Linked DNA regions of Homo sapiens: region 2 is linked to region 1. The links are chromatin loops, found by intact Hi-C in ENCODE. Cell type or tissue: GM12878. All regions are shown on one strand.

Region 1 (8,000 bases):
AGCATGTACGAGAAGCTTTCTCAAGTTTAATAGATTTCACCTGCTTCATTCTTCCATGTAGGCTCTCTCTTATCAAGTGCCTACAGTGGCTCAAGACTGAGCAAGGTGCTGTACTGGAGACAGTTTTTGGGGTGTGCAGGGTGAAGAAAGAGCTTCCAAGGGAAAGAAGTCCCTAGGTAGTTTATAATCTTATAATTCTCTTAAGTACAGGTCACTCTTTGGACTCTTCGAAGAATGGCTGGGTCCACTGTAATTGGATAGTATTTACTACAAAGAAGGTGTTTTATGTGTGTGTATGTTCAATTAACCTGGCGTCTTTTGATTTAAACTGTAAGAATGTTTTAATATTTTTTGCCCAGTCCCGTTGGTAGTCATTTTCACAGAGACAGTGACTCAGTCTGCCTCAAATGGGCCCAGGATAAACAGGTTTTGCTTAACCTTTCCATGAGCAACTTTTCAACTGTTAAAGTGTGCTAGAGTCAGATTACATGGGCTTGTGAGTCCTTTCAACATGGATAGGAAAGGAACCTCTAAGCCTCTGTTTCTTTACCTGAAACATGAGAATAGTCTTCCCCCTGCATAGAGTTAGCATGGAATTAAATGAGATGCTGCATATAAAACATTTAGTATAATTCCTGGCATGTAGTAAGCGCTCACTTATTGTCGGTTACTCTCATTATTCATCGTTCAGTAACTTACTTACTCAGTCCCTATTATGTGCAGGGTCTTTGACTTGGGTCTGAGATATTCTAATGAAAAAGCTCTCTCCTGGCCAGGCACGGTGGCTCATGCCTATAATCCCAGCACTTTGGCAGGCCGAGGTGGGCGGATTACCGGAGGTCAGGAGTTCGAGACCAGCCTGGCCAACATGGTGAAACCCCATCTCTACTAAAAACACAAAAGTTAGCTGGGTGGGATGGCGGGTGCCTATAATCCTAGCTATTCAGGAGACTGAGGCAGGAGAATCGCTTGAGCCCAGGAGGTGGAGGTAGCAGTGAGAGAGGATTGCGCCACTGAACTCCAGCCTGGGCGACAGAGCAAGACTCTGTCTCAAAAAAAAAAAAAAAAAAAAAAAAAAAGGAAAAGAAAAAGAAAAAACTATCTCCCTGCACTACAGTCTAAAGGAAGGGTTGGCAAACTTTTTCCATTAAGAGCCAGATGGTAAATATTTCAGACTTTGTGGGCCATATGGTCTCTCTTGCAACTGCTCAACTCTGATGTTATAGCTCAAAAGCAGTCACATACAAGACATTAACAAATGGGTATGGCTTTGTTCCAATAGTTTACAAACCCCTGTTCTAGAGGGAAGACAGATATTCAAAGAAACCATTGCAATACAGTGTGGTAAGTGTTACCACACTTAGATAGAGGAAGTGGGGAATGATCTAGCCTGTCACCACTCATTGTGCAGTCTTTAGACAAGCTGCATTGACATCACCAGGGAGCCTGTGAGGAATGCAGATCCTCACACCTCATCCCAGAACTGTGGAATCAGAGTCTGCATTTAACAGACTGAATTTTTTGCCCAGTCCCATTGGTAGCCATTTTCCATATGATGCAAAAACTCTTGATAAATATAGTAATCAATACGCACACTAGGATCACAATCAAAGGGCTTAACAAAAGAAGCTCTGACAGAGGGCTACGTTATACCAGCAAGAATATCTCATTTGAAAGCTGAAGGACAAGCAGAAGATTTTGGGGCAATGTATGGGCCAGGGGACATCTTTTAGGCAGAAAGTACAGCAAGTACCGAGATGTGGAGGTGAGGAAGAACACAGTTGAAGAACTCAAGAAATTAGAGAACCTTGCTGGCAGTAAGTTGGTAACACTACTCTAGGCTAGAAGAAATTTAAGCAACATAACAGTCAAATGCAGTGACCTGATTTTGTTTAGGTCCTGTTTTGAAGAAACCAATTATAAAAAGACATTTTTGAAACAATTGATTTTTTTTTTTTTTTTTTTTTTTTTGAGACAGAGTCTTGTTCTGTCACCCAGGCTGGAGTGCAATGGCATGATCTCGGCTCACTGCAACCTCTGGCTCCCAGGTTAAAGTGATTTTCCTGCCTCGGCCTCCCAAGTAGCTGGAACTACTAGCTTCCGCCACCATACCCGGCTAATTTTTGTATTTTTAGTAGAGACGGGGTTTCACCATGTTGGCCAGGCTGGTCTCGAACCCCTGACCTCAAATGATCCACCTGCCTCGGCCTCCCAAAGTGCTGGAATTACAGGCATGAGCCACCATGCTCAGCCGAAAATTTGAATATAAAGTGAGTATTAATACCACTGATTGTGATAAAGGTTTTGTGTTTATACATAAAAAGTCTATTAGAGAGATATATGGAAGGACTTTGGGGTGAAATGGCCTGATGACAGGGATTTTAAGAAATATTCACAAAAAAAGAAGGCTGACCAAAAGGAAGACATGAAGCAACTGGAGCAAAAAGTGAATAATTGTTGAATCCAAGGATGGGTGTATTGAGTTTTTTTATATTATTCTCTTTTCTTTTGTGTACTTTTGAAAACTTTCTTAATAAAAAAGTTAAGGAAGAATGTTGGACTGCATCAAGTCTCTTGTCTCTGCTTTTATGTGAAATTCAGCTCATGATTAATCCATCCCAAGAGCTGTGTACAAAGCAATATTTTCCATCTTTGAAGACAATTTAGAAGTCCTTGACAGGAGGTCACTCTGAGCCCAGTGGATCTACGTGCATTTCCTTTTATTGGAAAGAGCGGAAGAGCAGTGGCTTCAAGGAAGTTTTACTCCATTTCTTTTTTCTTTCTTTTTTTTTTTTTTTTTTTGAGACTGAGTCTTGCTCTGTCACCAGGCTGGAGTGCAGTGGTGCTATCTTGACTCACTGTAACCTCTGCCTCCCGGGTTCAACCAATTTTCCTGCCTCAGCCTCCCGAGTAGCTGGGACTACAAGCATGCGCCACCACGCCCAGCTAATTTTTTTTGTATTTTTAGTAGAGACGGGGTATCACCATGTAGACCAGGATGGTCTGAATCTCTTGACCTCATGATCCACCAGCCTCGGCTTCCCAAAGTGCTAGGATTACAGGCGTGAGCCATTTCTTAAAGCAGATGTGTCTGAGCTGGGGGATGAGGGTCTCTCATCCCAGCCCAGACCCTCATCCAGGACCCCCGCTTCCCCCGTACTAAAGGCGCAGCTAGGACTGCAGCTTGCTGAACAGTGTACTGCAATGGACCCGAGAAGAATGCGCACCTTTGTGCTCCTGGTTTGGAATCAAGTATATGCAGTAGTGGCCTTCGATGGTGAGGATTACAGATTTTTTTCATGAGGAACACATATTATATCTCTGAAAGAATCAGTAATAAGGAAATTAGGACAATAAGGAGCAGATCATTTTGGACCCACTATTTACCAGCTCTGTAGCCTTGAGAAAGTTACGAGGTCTCTTGAGGTCTCATTTCATCATCTGTAAAATTATTTAACCTACTCGATTGGGTTGCTGTGACAAATTTAATGAGATAACATGTATAGTCTTGATCTCATCGCAAGCTATAAGAAGTGATACACAAATGTCAGTTGCATTTTTCCTGAGCTGGACTTCCTAGTATTCTCTCCTATTTCATAGGTGGCTTTTTAAGCTTATCTTACCTCTGAGCTTCACATTTGTTTGGTGCTGAATTAGAATTTCCATGTGGTGGTCCCTGAATTTTACTGCTCCCCCAGCACCCTGTCTTTTTCTCTCATGCTGAAAGTAGCCTTTTAACATTTGCCTTTTAACCTGGGTCTTCCTTCTTTTTGCCTGGAATGGTTGTTTTTTTGTTTGTTTGTTTTTGAGATGGAGTCCCACTGCAAACTCTGCCTCCCGAGTTCAAGTGATTTTCCCTCCTCAGACTCCTGAGTAGTTGGGATTACAGACGCCCACCACCAGGCCCAGCTAATTTTTGAATTTTTAGTAGAGATAGGATTTCACCATGTTGACCAGGCTGATCTTGAACTCCTGATCTCAAGTGATCTGCCCGCCTTGGTCTCCCAAAGTGCTGAGACTACAGGCATGAGCCACTACACCCAGCCTTCTGCCTGGGATGTGGATGTGATTCCCAGAAGTGCAGCTGCCATCTTGCCACCATGAGGTAACCTAAGGGTGTCAGAGCAGAAGGATAAAAGGAGCTTACGTCCTTCATGGCAGTGTGGGACTATACTAGAGCTTGACTACTCACCAAATCTCACCTTGAAAGAACACACACTTTAAAATTTAAAACTCCAATTGTCTCTAAAATAAGAAAGAAAGAAAGAAAATAGGTTCAGGTGAGGAAGTATGGCAGAATGTTGATAATGATGAATCTGGGGAATGGACATATTGGTTCACTATACTTTTCTCTTTAATTCTGTGTGTGTGTGTTTGAAATTTTTCATGACAAAAATTTAAAAGAAAATTGAACTTCACCAAATTTCTTATCTTGATTATTATGTGAAGCTCCAGGTTCTAATCAAGCTCTTCCAAGGGCAGAGGACAATGATTTTCCTGTTGGCCAACTTTTCATTGGCTGCATCCCAATACCCCAGGCTTGCCTCAATATTCCTGCTGTGCTGCTGCCCCCTGCTGGCCTCTGCCATTTTGTGTGCCTGAAGATAAGCTTCCCCCCATGTCAGAGGGCTGTGAGCTCCCTCCACTGAAGAAGGTTTTTAAAGATTAGACTCTTGATTTTAGATGATGTTTAATAAATGAATGTCCCTTCTATTCCCAAATTCTTAATGCCTGATTTTTAAAAAGCATGATGGGCATGTGGGGAGATACAAGAGACACAGAAGCCTCTGCCTTTGCGGTTCATTTTGTAGGAATGAGGATTCATAAAATGTACCACCCCCCATTCTGTCTCAACTGATGCCCCATCCCTCCTTCCATTTTCATCCTTCCAATTTCTTCATTCTCTGTTTGATGGACATGTTATAGGAAATATGTTTCAGAAATACCATCTTTTTAGTTTTTATTTAATCTTAGATTTCCTGAGTGTGATGCTGGAGAAATATTTGTAAACAAAATACCTACTTCAGATGGACCAGAAGAGAGAAAGGACTGGTACAGGTTGCTGAAGACAACCTTGACTGTGTTTTTAAGGTGTGCCCACGTCTGCTAACCCCAGGGAACTATTGAACACAACATATTTGACTGGTTTGCTGATTTCCAGAACAGCCAATAGTAGTGTAACTGAGCAGAGAAACAATGCTGTTAGAAGGGGCACGGTGAGAGTGAGATCGGCCCTTCGGTTTGCGTGGGAGCTGGGTGAAGCTGGTGACTGCTGGCTTTCCCCCGCTTCCCTGACAACCTGCATGACTCAGCAGAGGCAGCCATAATCCTGCTAGGTACACTACTCTATTGACCTTGCAACATCACCCCCATACCCCACAGCAGCCACAGCAAGACCTGCCCAAGGAGAGTCTGATCTCAGACATGCTTAGCCCTGCCCCGACCTGATGGGCCTTTCCTATGCACCCTGGTAGCTGAAGACAAAGGGCATATACTCTTGGGAGTTTTAAGGCCCCGCCCACTGCCATTTTCTCTCAATACTACCACAGCTGATGCTTTCTGGAAAGCACCACCTCCTGGCAGTAGGCCAACCAGCACAAAAATAGAACATTAAACCACCAAAGCTGACAACCTCGTAGAGTCCATTTCACCCCCTGCCACCTCCATGGGAACAGGTACTGGTATCCACACTGAGAGACCCATAGATGATTCACATCACAGGACTATGTGCAGACAATCCCCAGTACCAGCCCAGAGCCGGGTAGACTTGCTAAGTGGCTAGACCCAGAAGAGAGATAACAATCACTGCAGCTTGGCTCACAGGAAGCCACATGCATAGGAAAAGAGGAAGAGTACTACATCAAGGCAACACCCCATGGGACAAAAGAATCTGAACAACAGCCCTCAGCCCTAAACCTTCTCTCTGACAGAGCCTACCCAAATAAGAAGGAACCAGAAAACCAACTCTGGTAATATGACAAAACAAGGCTCTTTAACACCCCCCAAAAATCACTCTTGCTCACCAGCAGTGGATCCAAACCAAGAAGAAGAAATCCCTGATTTACCTGAAAAACAATTCAGGAGGTTACTTATCAAGCAATCAGGGACGCACCAGAGAAAGGCAAAGCCCAATGCAAGGAAATACAAAAAACGATGCAAGAAGTGAAGGGAGAAATATTCAAGGAAATAGATAGCATAAAGAAAATCAACCAAAACTTCAGGAAATATTGGACACACCTATAGAAATCCAAAATGCTCTGGAAAGTCTCAGCAATGGAATTGAATAAGTAGAAAAAGAAATTCAGAGCTCGAAGACAAGGTCTTGGAATTAACCCAATCCAACAAAGACAAAGAAAAACAATAAGAAAATAAGAACAAAGCCTCCAAGAAGTCTGGGATTATGTTAAGGGAACAAACCTAAGAATAATCAGTGTTCCAGAGGAAGAAGAGAAATCTAAAAGTTTTGAAAACATATTTGGGGGAGTAATCGAGGAAAACTTCCCTGGCCTTGCTAGAGACCTAGACATGCAAATAAAAGAAGCACAAAGAACAGCTGGGAAATTCATCGCAAAACGATCATCATCTAGGCATATTGTCATCAGGTTATCTAAAGTTAAGACAAAGAAAATAATTTTAAGAGCTGTGAGACAAAAACACTCAGGTAACCTATAAAGGAAACCTATCAGATTAACAGCAGATTTCCCAGCAGAAACCCTGCAAAGCTAGAAGGGATTGGGGCCCTATCTTCAGCCTCCTCAAACAAAACAATTATCAGCCAAGAATTTTGTATCCAGCAAAACTAAGCAACATATATGAAGGAAAGATGCAGTCTTTTTCAGACAAACAAATGCTGAGAGAATTCGCCACTACCAAGCCACCACTATAAGAACTGCTAAAAGGAGCTCTAAATCTTCAAACAAATCCTGGAAACACATACAAACAGAAACTCTTTAAAGCGTAAATCACACAGAACCTATAAAACAAAAATGCAAGTTAAAAAGCAAAAACAAAAAAAAAACCGAGGTATGCAAGCAACAAATAGCACAATGAATGCAATGGTACCTCACATCTCAATACTAACATTGACTGTAAATGGCCTAAATGTTCCACTTGAAAGATACAGAACTGCAGAATGGATAAGAACTCACCAACTAACTCTCTGCTGCCTGCGGGAGACTCACCTAACACATACGGACTCACATAAACTTCAAGTAAAGGGGTGGAAAAAGGTATTTCACTCAAATGGACACCAAAAGCGAGCAGGGGTAGCCATTCTTGTATCAGACAAAACAAACTCTAAAGCAACAGCAGTTAAAAGAGACAAAGAGGGACATTATATAATGGTAAATGGCCTTGTCCAACAGGAAAATATCACAATCCTAAACATATGTACACCTAACACTGGAGCTCCCAAATTTATAAAACGATTACTAATAGACCTAAGAAATGAGATAGACAGCAACACAATAATAGTGGGGGACTTCAATACTCCACTGACAGCAGTAGACAGGTTATTGAAACAGAAAGTCAACAAAGAAACAATGGTTTTAAACTATACCTTGGAACAAATAGACTTAACAGATATAAACAGAACATTTCATCCAACAACCACAGAATACACATTCTATTCAACAGTGCATGGAACTTTTTCCAAGATAGACCATATGATAGGCCATAAAATGAGTCTCAATAGATTTAAGAAAATTGAAATTATATCAAGTACTCTCTCAGACCACAGTGGAATAAAACTGGAAACCAACTCCAAAAGGAGCCTTCAAAGTCATGCAAATACATGGAAGTTAAATAACCTGTTCCTGAATGAGCATTAGGTCAAAACCAAAATCCAGATGGAAATTAAAAAATTATTCAAACTGAATGACAATAACGATACAACCTATCAAAACCTCCAGGGTATAGCAAAGGTGGTGCTAAGAGGAAAAGTTCGTAGCCCTAAATGCCTACATCAAAAAGATTGAAAGAGCACAAACTCATATTCTAAG
Region 2 (8,000 bases), 130 kb before region 1:
AATTTCCTGACCTCATGATCCACCCACCTCGGCCTCCCAAAGTGCTGGGATTACAGGTGTGAGCCACTGCGCCCGACCTCTTTTATATGGGGTATCATGTACTTGTGTATCCTCTCTTCCTTTTCAAAATTAATATCCTGACATGACCAGACAGAATCTAAGGTTGTTCCTTTTTAGGAAAGGAGAAATGCCCTATAGCTTATAGAAAAATTAAAGTTAGTAGTTTCTTCATGTAGAATTTAGAGACAACTTGAGTAAATTTCTAGTGATTCCAATTTGGCCATACTCAGTTAAACTCACTTCTTATACATTGAGAAAAGTAACATATTGCAGTTATTATTTCCTGTTACATCTAATGCTCTTTTCCTTTTGTTAGATATTATTGGTTCATTCCCTTCTTACGTAATTCCTATGACAAGATTTAACTCTCTGTGAGTAAAATGAAATTGCAGCCTATTAAATTAACATGAAATTTCCAGGATAATGAAAGAGCCCAGCCACACAGCTCCCCTTAAAAATTATGAAGCTGATAGCTTCATGGTAGTTGTATTGTAATTTAATCTACTTCAGAGATTCTTAGGTGAAGTGTATGGGTGCACATCCCTTGACGCAGTCTCAGGCCAGTGGGTTGGTCAGCTGCAAGGAGCCCACCCACAGCTGTGCCCAGAGACAGACTCATTTTAGAGTGGGAGGAGTTGAGGGGCTAATGCAGTATTTCTTCAACCCAAAAAAACATGAGAATACTTTGGAAGTGTGTTAAAATACAGATTTCTGGGGCTCTGGAAGATCTAACACAAGCCCAGGATTCCCCAGTTACATCAGTACCTACAGGTGGCCATGTTCTGTGGCTTGAGAAACACTGCTGCCGCGACTTCACCTTCTTCACCTAGACAATATGGAACTGGATTTTGACCGTCATAACAATGTGTGTAATTCAACTGGATGAGAGTGAGCAGTAGGCCTCAGTTGGTGTGAACACTTGGAGGACATTTTACCTAATCTTCCAGGCATCATTCCTCCTTTACTAAATTAAATATCTAGGATTGGGACACAAGAAAGTATGCTTTAGAAGAGCTCCCAGGTGACGCTCACAGGCCCACTGAATTAGAGGCCCTGTGTACTGAAGTGCACAGCTTCATGCTGTGAGTTGTGTGCATTAAAGAAGAAAGCCATACCAGTGAATTGTTCATTTGTTTCTCTCATAACCTTTGTGCCTAAATCTAATCAATTAAATGGGGCTGTCTCAATTAGAACCACTAGTGAAAAGAAGTGCACTGGCATTTCACACCTGGGAGCTAGTGTCAGCCCATTGTGTTCATAGATAAAACCAAGGATCGGGGTTGATCTTATTTAACCAGTTATCCTTTTAAGAATACATGTGAAAGCCAGGTGTGGCAGTGAGCACTTGTAGTCCTGGCTACTTGGGGGGCTAAGGTGGAAGGATCGCTTAAGCCCAGGAGGCTGAGGCTATAGTGAGCTATGATTGCACCACTGCACTCTAGCCTGAGCAATGGAGCAAGACCCTGTCTCAAAAGCAAAAACAAAAATTAAGAAAATAATAGCCTTATTTTGTCTGTTTTGGGACTTTATATAATATAAATAGAATCATACTATCTGCATTAATTTGTGCCCTGTGTCTTTAAGTCAACATTATGTTGCTAAGATTTATCCATGTGTTGCAGGTAACATTAGCTTTTCTCCATGGCTATGTTATAGTTACAGTGTGAGAATATAGCAGCTCATTTGTCCACTATACTGTTGATGAACATTTGGATTGTTTCCAATTTTGGATATTCAGAATCTTTGCTTTTTTTTTTCCTCTTCTTTTTATTTTTTTGAGATAGAGTCTCATTTTGTCACCCAGGCTGGAGTATAGTGGTGTGAACTTGGCTCACTGCAGCCTCAACTTCCTGAGCTCAAGCAATCCTCCCACCTCAGCCCCCCAAGTAGCTGGGTCTACAGGCACATGCCACCACACCTGGCTAATTTTTTTTATTTTTTATGGAAACAGGGTTCGCCATATTGCCCAGGCTGGTCTCAAACTCCTGAGCTCAAGTAATCTGCCCGTCTCAGCCTCCCAAAATGCTGGCATTACAGGTGTGAGCCACTGCACCCAGCCAATATTAAGAATTCCTGTACATGTCCTTTTGTACACATACATATATGTTTCTTTTGAGTTTCTGGGAATGCAATATCCATGTCAAGAATATACATATGTTCAACTTAGTAGGGTCTCTGAACTAGTTTTCCGAAGTGGTCATAACAAGTAGCACTCCCACCAGCAGTGTATGAGAGCTCTAGTGCTTCGCATCCTTGCCAGCACTTGATATTATAAGTCTTTTAATGTAACCATTCTGGTAGGTGTGTAATGGTCCTTCATTGTGGTTTTAATTTACATTTTCCTAGTAACCGATGATGTTGAGCACCAGTGTTTATTGACCTAGGCTCACTGCAACTTCCACCTCCCAGGTTCAAACAGTTCTCTGGGCTTAGCCTCCCAAGTAGCTGGGACTACAGGTGTGCACCACCACACCCAGCTATTTTTGTGTTTTTAGTAGAGACAGGGTTTCATCATGTTGGCCAGGCTGGTCTCAAATTCCTGACCTCAGGTGATCTGCCTGCCTTGGCCCCCAAAGTGCTGGGATTACAGACATGAGACACTGCACCTGGCCTATTGTGGGACTTTTTAATATCAAAATAGCTTCAAATTTACCGAAAAGTTGCAAAGATAGAGTTCCCATACACCCCTCACCAAGTTTCCCGTGTTGGCATCATCTTACATTAGTGTAGTACATTTATTATAGCTTGAGAATCAATATTCCTTCAGCACTGTAAATATGTTATCCCCCACTCTGTGGGCCTGTAAGGTTTCCACCAGGAAGTTTGCTGCCAGATGTATTGGAGCTCCCTTTTATTTTATTTGCTTCTTTTTTCTTGCTACTTTCAGATATCCTTTCTTTATCCTTGACCTTTGAGAGTTTGATTAATATATGCCTTGAAGTAGTCTTATTTGGGTGGGATCTTTTTGGAGTTCTGTGACCTTCTTGTACCTGGATATTTATATCTTTCTCCAGGTTTGGAAATGTTCATTATTCTTTTGAATAAACTTTGTGCCCCGATCTCCTTCTCTCGCTACATCCTCTTTAGGGCCAATAATTCTTAGATTTACCCTTTTGACAGGACAGGCATGGTGGCTCATGCCTGTAATCCTAGCACTTTGGGAGGCCAAGGCTGGCAGATCACTTGAGGTCAGGAGTTTGAGACCATCCTGGCCAACATCGTGAAATTCTGTCTCTACTAAAAATACAAAAATTAGCTGGGCATGGTGGCGGGTGCCTGTAATCACAGCTACTTAGGAGGCTGAAGTAGAAAACCTGGGAGCAGAGGTTGCAGTGAGCCAAGATAGTGCCACTGCACTCCAACCTGGGTGGAGACTGTCTAAAAAAAAAAGAAAAACAAATTTACCCTTTTGAGGCTATTTTCTAGCTCTTGTAGGCATGTTTCATTCTTATTCTTTTTTCTTTTTTCTACTGTGACTGTGTATTTTCATGTAGCCTGTCTTGAGCTCACTAGTTCTTCCTTCTGCTTGATCAATTCCGCTGTTGAGAAACTGATACATTTTTCACTTTGTCAATTGAATTTTTCAACTCCAGAAATTCTGCTTGATTTTTAAATTACTATTTCAATCTCTTTGATCTCTTTGTTAAATTTTTGATAGAATTCAGAATTCCTTCTATGTGATATCTTGAAGTTTATTGAACTTGCTCGAGGACAGGTATTTTGAATTCTCTGTCTGAATTCTGTGTCACTCTGGGATTGGTCACTGATGCCTTATTTGGTTCATTTGATGAGGTTATGTCTTCCTGGATGTTCTTGATGCCTGTGTACATTCATCAGTGTCTGAGCATTGAAGAGTTAGGTATTTATTCCAATCTTGGCAGCCTGGGCTTGTTTGTACCCGTCCTTCTGGAAAAGGCTTTCCGTGTATTCAAATGGGACTGTTGTGATCTTAGTTTGTGGTCACTGTAGATGTATCAGCACTAGGGGGCACCCTAAGTCCAGGAACGCTTTGACTCACCAACTCCAAGAAGCACTGCTTTGATGGGCTTGGACAGGATAAGGGAGAATTCTCTGGGTTGCTAGGCAATGTCTCTCTCTCTCTCTTCCCTCTCAGGAGTCTCTCTCTGTGCTGGGTTGCCTAGAGTTGGGGAAGGTGATTCAAGCACTCCCATGGCCACCACAGCTGGCACTGCACAGGGTCAGACCTGAAGATAGCACGGTACGGGGTCCCACCCAAGGCCCGTGGTGACTGCTGTCTGGCTACCACCAATGATTACTCAAGGCCCAGGGGCTGGTTAGTCAGCAGGTGGTGAATCCTGCTGGGTCTGGGCTTTTCGCTTCAGGGCAGCAGACTCTCTTCTGGCCCTGGGTGGGTCTGGAACGCCACTCAGGAGCAAAGTTCTGGAATCGAGGGCTTCAGGATTCCACCTGCTTTATTTTCCTGTGGATGAGCTGCTACTCAGGTTGTAAGACAAAGCCCTCTGTAGTCTTTCCTTTCCTTTCCCTAAGTGGAAGGAGCCTCTCCCCAAACTTCCCTGCCTGGAGTTGGAGGACTGGTGGTGTAGGCATTCCCTTGGCCACCATGGCTGGTGTCACATGGGGTCATGTGCACCCCAAGTCCACTTCTTCTTAAACCAGTGCAGCTCTGGGGCTTGTTCAAGGACTGCAGTCCCTGTGGCCTGACTGCCACTCATATGTATTCAGGGCCCCAGGCCACCTTGGTCAGCTGGTGGCAGAACCAGCTGGGACTCAGCTTCCTCCCACTCTGGCTGAGAATTCCCCTCTGGCCCAGAGCTGGTCTAAATGCTCTGTCCGTGGGTGCCAGCAGAATTCTGCTCAGTGTTGTGCTCTGCTGTAACAGGCCAGCAGTGAGTTCCAATGCAAAGTCCCACACCCTCTCCCTCTCTGACGTGCACAGATTCTCTCTCCAAGCTGCTGTGCCAGGGGTGGGGGAGGGAGCATAGGCGATGCAGGACCATCTTTCCCACCCTCTTCAGTGGTTCTTTCCCCTTGATATGATGTGACAAGCAGGTATTGTGATCACTCACCTGATTTTGGATTCTTATGAAGGTGCTTTTTTGTGTGGATAGTTGTTCAATTTGGTGTTCCTGTGGAGGCACAGTTGTTAGAGGGTTCTATTCAGTTATCTTCCTCCCCAAGTCAATATTGATACAGTATTATTAACTAGAGTCTGTACTTTATTTAGGTCAGGACGATTCATTTTTGACAAATGAAAGTGCCATCGAGGAACGCTTTGGGACCACATACTGTTAATTAAACCTCAAGTAAAAATAACTGAAAGTCTGTTGTAGCAAGAGTCAGCCATCTTTGGTCTCACCCCATGCTGGAGAACTCAGAAAGGCTCAAATAGTGTGGTCCTGTGAGACCACTGGGCAGGAAGTATGAAAATCCTACAGTTAAAGGCCTTCCACTTTTAACATGAGTTTTAGTCAACTAAAACTCTCATCCCTTATTTTGAAAATCTTGCCTTTTTCTGCTCTGGAACTCTTGAAACCCCAGAGTTTTGGACTCTTTAGTCATGCAGACTTTAGTTGTATAATCTTTTTTATTTTTGAGATGGAGTCTCACTCTGTCACCTAGGCTGGAGTGCAGTGGCGTGATCTTGGCTCACCACAACTTCTGCCTCCCGGGTTCAAGCGATTCTCTTGCCTCAGCCTCCCAAGTAGTTGGGATTACAGGCACACACCACCATGCCCAGCTAATTCTTGTATTTTTAGTAGAGACAGGGTTTCGCCATGTTGGTCAGGCTGGTTTCGAACTCATGACCTCAGATGATCCACCAGCCTCAGCCTCCCAAAGTGCTGGGATTACAGGCGTAAGCCACCCCGCCCAGCCCTAGTTTTGTAATCTTTAACCAATGTTGCCCTAGTTTTGTAATCTTTAACCGATGTTTGAAATACATCGACCAGCAGCTTCCAGAGCCAATAGGAATGCCAGCTGCCATGGGGAAGGAGCACTCACTGTGCCCCTTGGCCTTGGATGTGAGTCTGAAGAGCCATAGCCCTGCTTGAGTCTCCTCTCCCCTCCTCAGCTTGGTCCCAGAGAGCATCACCACAATCCCTAGTTGTGAGGAAAGCAAGACAGAGGCATGGAGACGGTAGACCTTTTACTTCTCTTTCTTCTGTCTCTTGCCACTGCCAGACTTCCGTGACAAACGTCAGTGGTGCCAATGTGAAAAAAGTGAAAAAAGTTGAAAGTGTCCCTGACAGTCTTAAGTATTTTTACTTTTTAAAGTGCAGACTAAGCCCTAGTGGTCATCTGTCACTTTGAGAGCAGACATTTAAATTATGATGAGAAAGCCAGGAAGGCCAGCCAGGCATCGCTGTTAATAGTTCATGAAAAATTCACTGTTGTTCAACCCAGCCATCACCCGTACCCCGGACAGCACTTTTATAGCTGACATAATGATCCTGAGATACACATGTCTTTGCCCTGCTTCTCCTCAGTACCATGAGCTCCCGACACTCTGCCAGCCCAGTGGTTTTCACCAGTGCCCGGAGTTCACCTAAAGAAGAGCTTCATCCAGCTGCCCCCTCACAGCTCGCACCATCCTTCTCCTCCTCTTCCTCCTCCTCCTCTGGTCCTAGGAGTTTTTACCCTCGCCAGGGCGCTACTAGCAAGTACCTGATTGGATGGAAAAAACCCGAAGGAACCATAAACTCCGTGGGATTTATGGACACGAGAAAGTAAGAGTTACTTTCCTTCCCTTGCTGGTGGCTTGCTTTTAACAGGACAGAGAATAGAAAAGCTTGGCGTGATCTCTTACAACAAAAGAGGCCGGGCTAGGGGGTTGGCAGGAGTTGGTCTGTTGGTGGGATTATGATTTTTTTTCCTAAGTAATATTTTCTTAAATTATTTCTCTGCCTCATTCCTTAAATAAGATTTATTGCAAAATGTTAGGATTTGAGAATCTTAGATCTTGAAAAGAGTGTGTTTGAAGGATACACTTCAGAATAATTGCCCCTCTGGTGCTAAGACCATACTAGTCCCTTTGATTATATTAATCACAGCCTTCCTGTGTAATTCTTAACTAGGCCAGTAGGCACCAGAGGGAATATTACAAAGTGAGTGAGTACCCCTGAAAATAAAGGACTTTTTGACAAGGTAGTACATCAAAAAATTAAATGATTCATTCAATTATTTTGTTTTCGTTTGTGCAAAGGTTGCATTTTGGATGTATACCCTGTGGTCGTTTAGTAAATCTGTTGCTAATTTTGGCTTAGTAAAACTAATAGCTTTATTTAAAAGAGTGACTTATTCATCAGATTTTATTTTGTGTTTCAAATTGGTTTTGTTTCTTCAGTAAGCGTTTATATGAGTAGATTCGCATATAAACAGAAGTAATTATCTGTTTCTCCACATAATATTTCTCTATTGACTTATATTGACTTACATCCTTTAGAGCCCATCATGCCCTTGAGCCAGCCTTGTTGAGTTGGTATCTATCATCTCTTCCCTTTTTTGTCCAGGCGTCATCAGAGCGATGGCAATGAAATAGCCCACACCAGGCTGCGTGCCTCAACCAGAGACCTCCGGGCATCTCCTAAGCCAACCTCCAAGTCCACCATTGAAGAAGATCTAAAGAAACTAATTGATCTTGAAAGCCCAACTCCTGAATCACAGAAGAGTTTTAAGGTACAAGACAGAGCTCAGGGTAGATGGCAATTAGAAACAAGCCAGACATGATGGGGCTATTAACCATAGTCACACTTTCCAGAAAGTGTTGGTTACTGGCTGCTCTTCACTAAGTCTCACTTCCTGCTATCATCCCATTTCCCTGATAACTGGTCCACAGTGTTTGACAGTGCTCTGTCCCTGCAGCCACATCTCATTAGTCATGGTTTCTATTACCTGGTCCTACCCCTACAGCTGTTTATTCTTCTGCTGTGTCCTGCTCAGAGTGCATGATTCCCTGAACA

Evidence for each region. Peaks named below come from ENCODE experiments on the same cell type or tissue, not always from the same donor. Only the 100,000 strongest peaks of a DNase experiment are listed, where the experiment ranks them.
Region 2: it touches region 1 in a loop (2.9-fold over the local background); 28 of 110 quality-filtered maps call a loop at or near these places.

Annotation. Positions count from the first base shown.
Region 1 is chr14:71,851,029-71,859,028 of GRCh38, forward strand. No RefSeq gene overlaps it. Among named protein-coding and RNA genes, the nearest start is that of RGS6, 77 kb to the right of the region's middle. RefSeq lists enhancers at 1,146-1,647, 5,234-5,303. In GM12878, a CTCF peak has its summit at 4,584 (motif pointing left); DNase peaks (open chromatin) are centred at 4,593, 5,303 and 5,563; H3K27ac peaks cover 1,059 bases.
Region 2 is chr14:71,717,120-71,725,119 of GRCh38, forward strand. It overlaps SIPA1L1 (signal induced proliferation associated 1 like 1), which reads left to right. Exons shown (of 24, transcript NM_001386936.1): 18 at 6,528-6,767; 19 at 7,551-7,716. Among named protein-coding and RNA genes, the nearest start is that of RGS6, 210 kb to the right of the region's middle. In GM12878, a CTCF peak has its summit at 4,050 (motif pointing right); a DNase peak (open chromatin) is centred at 4,092.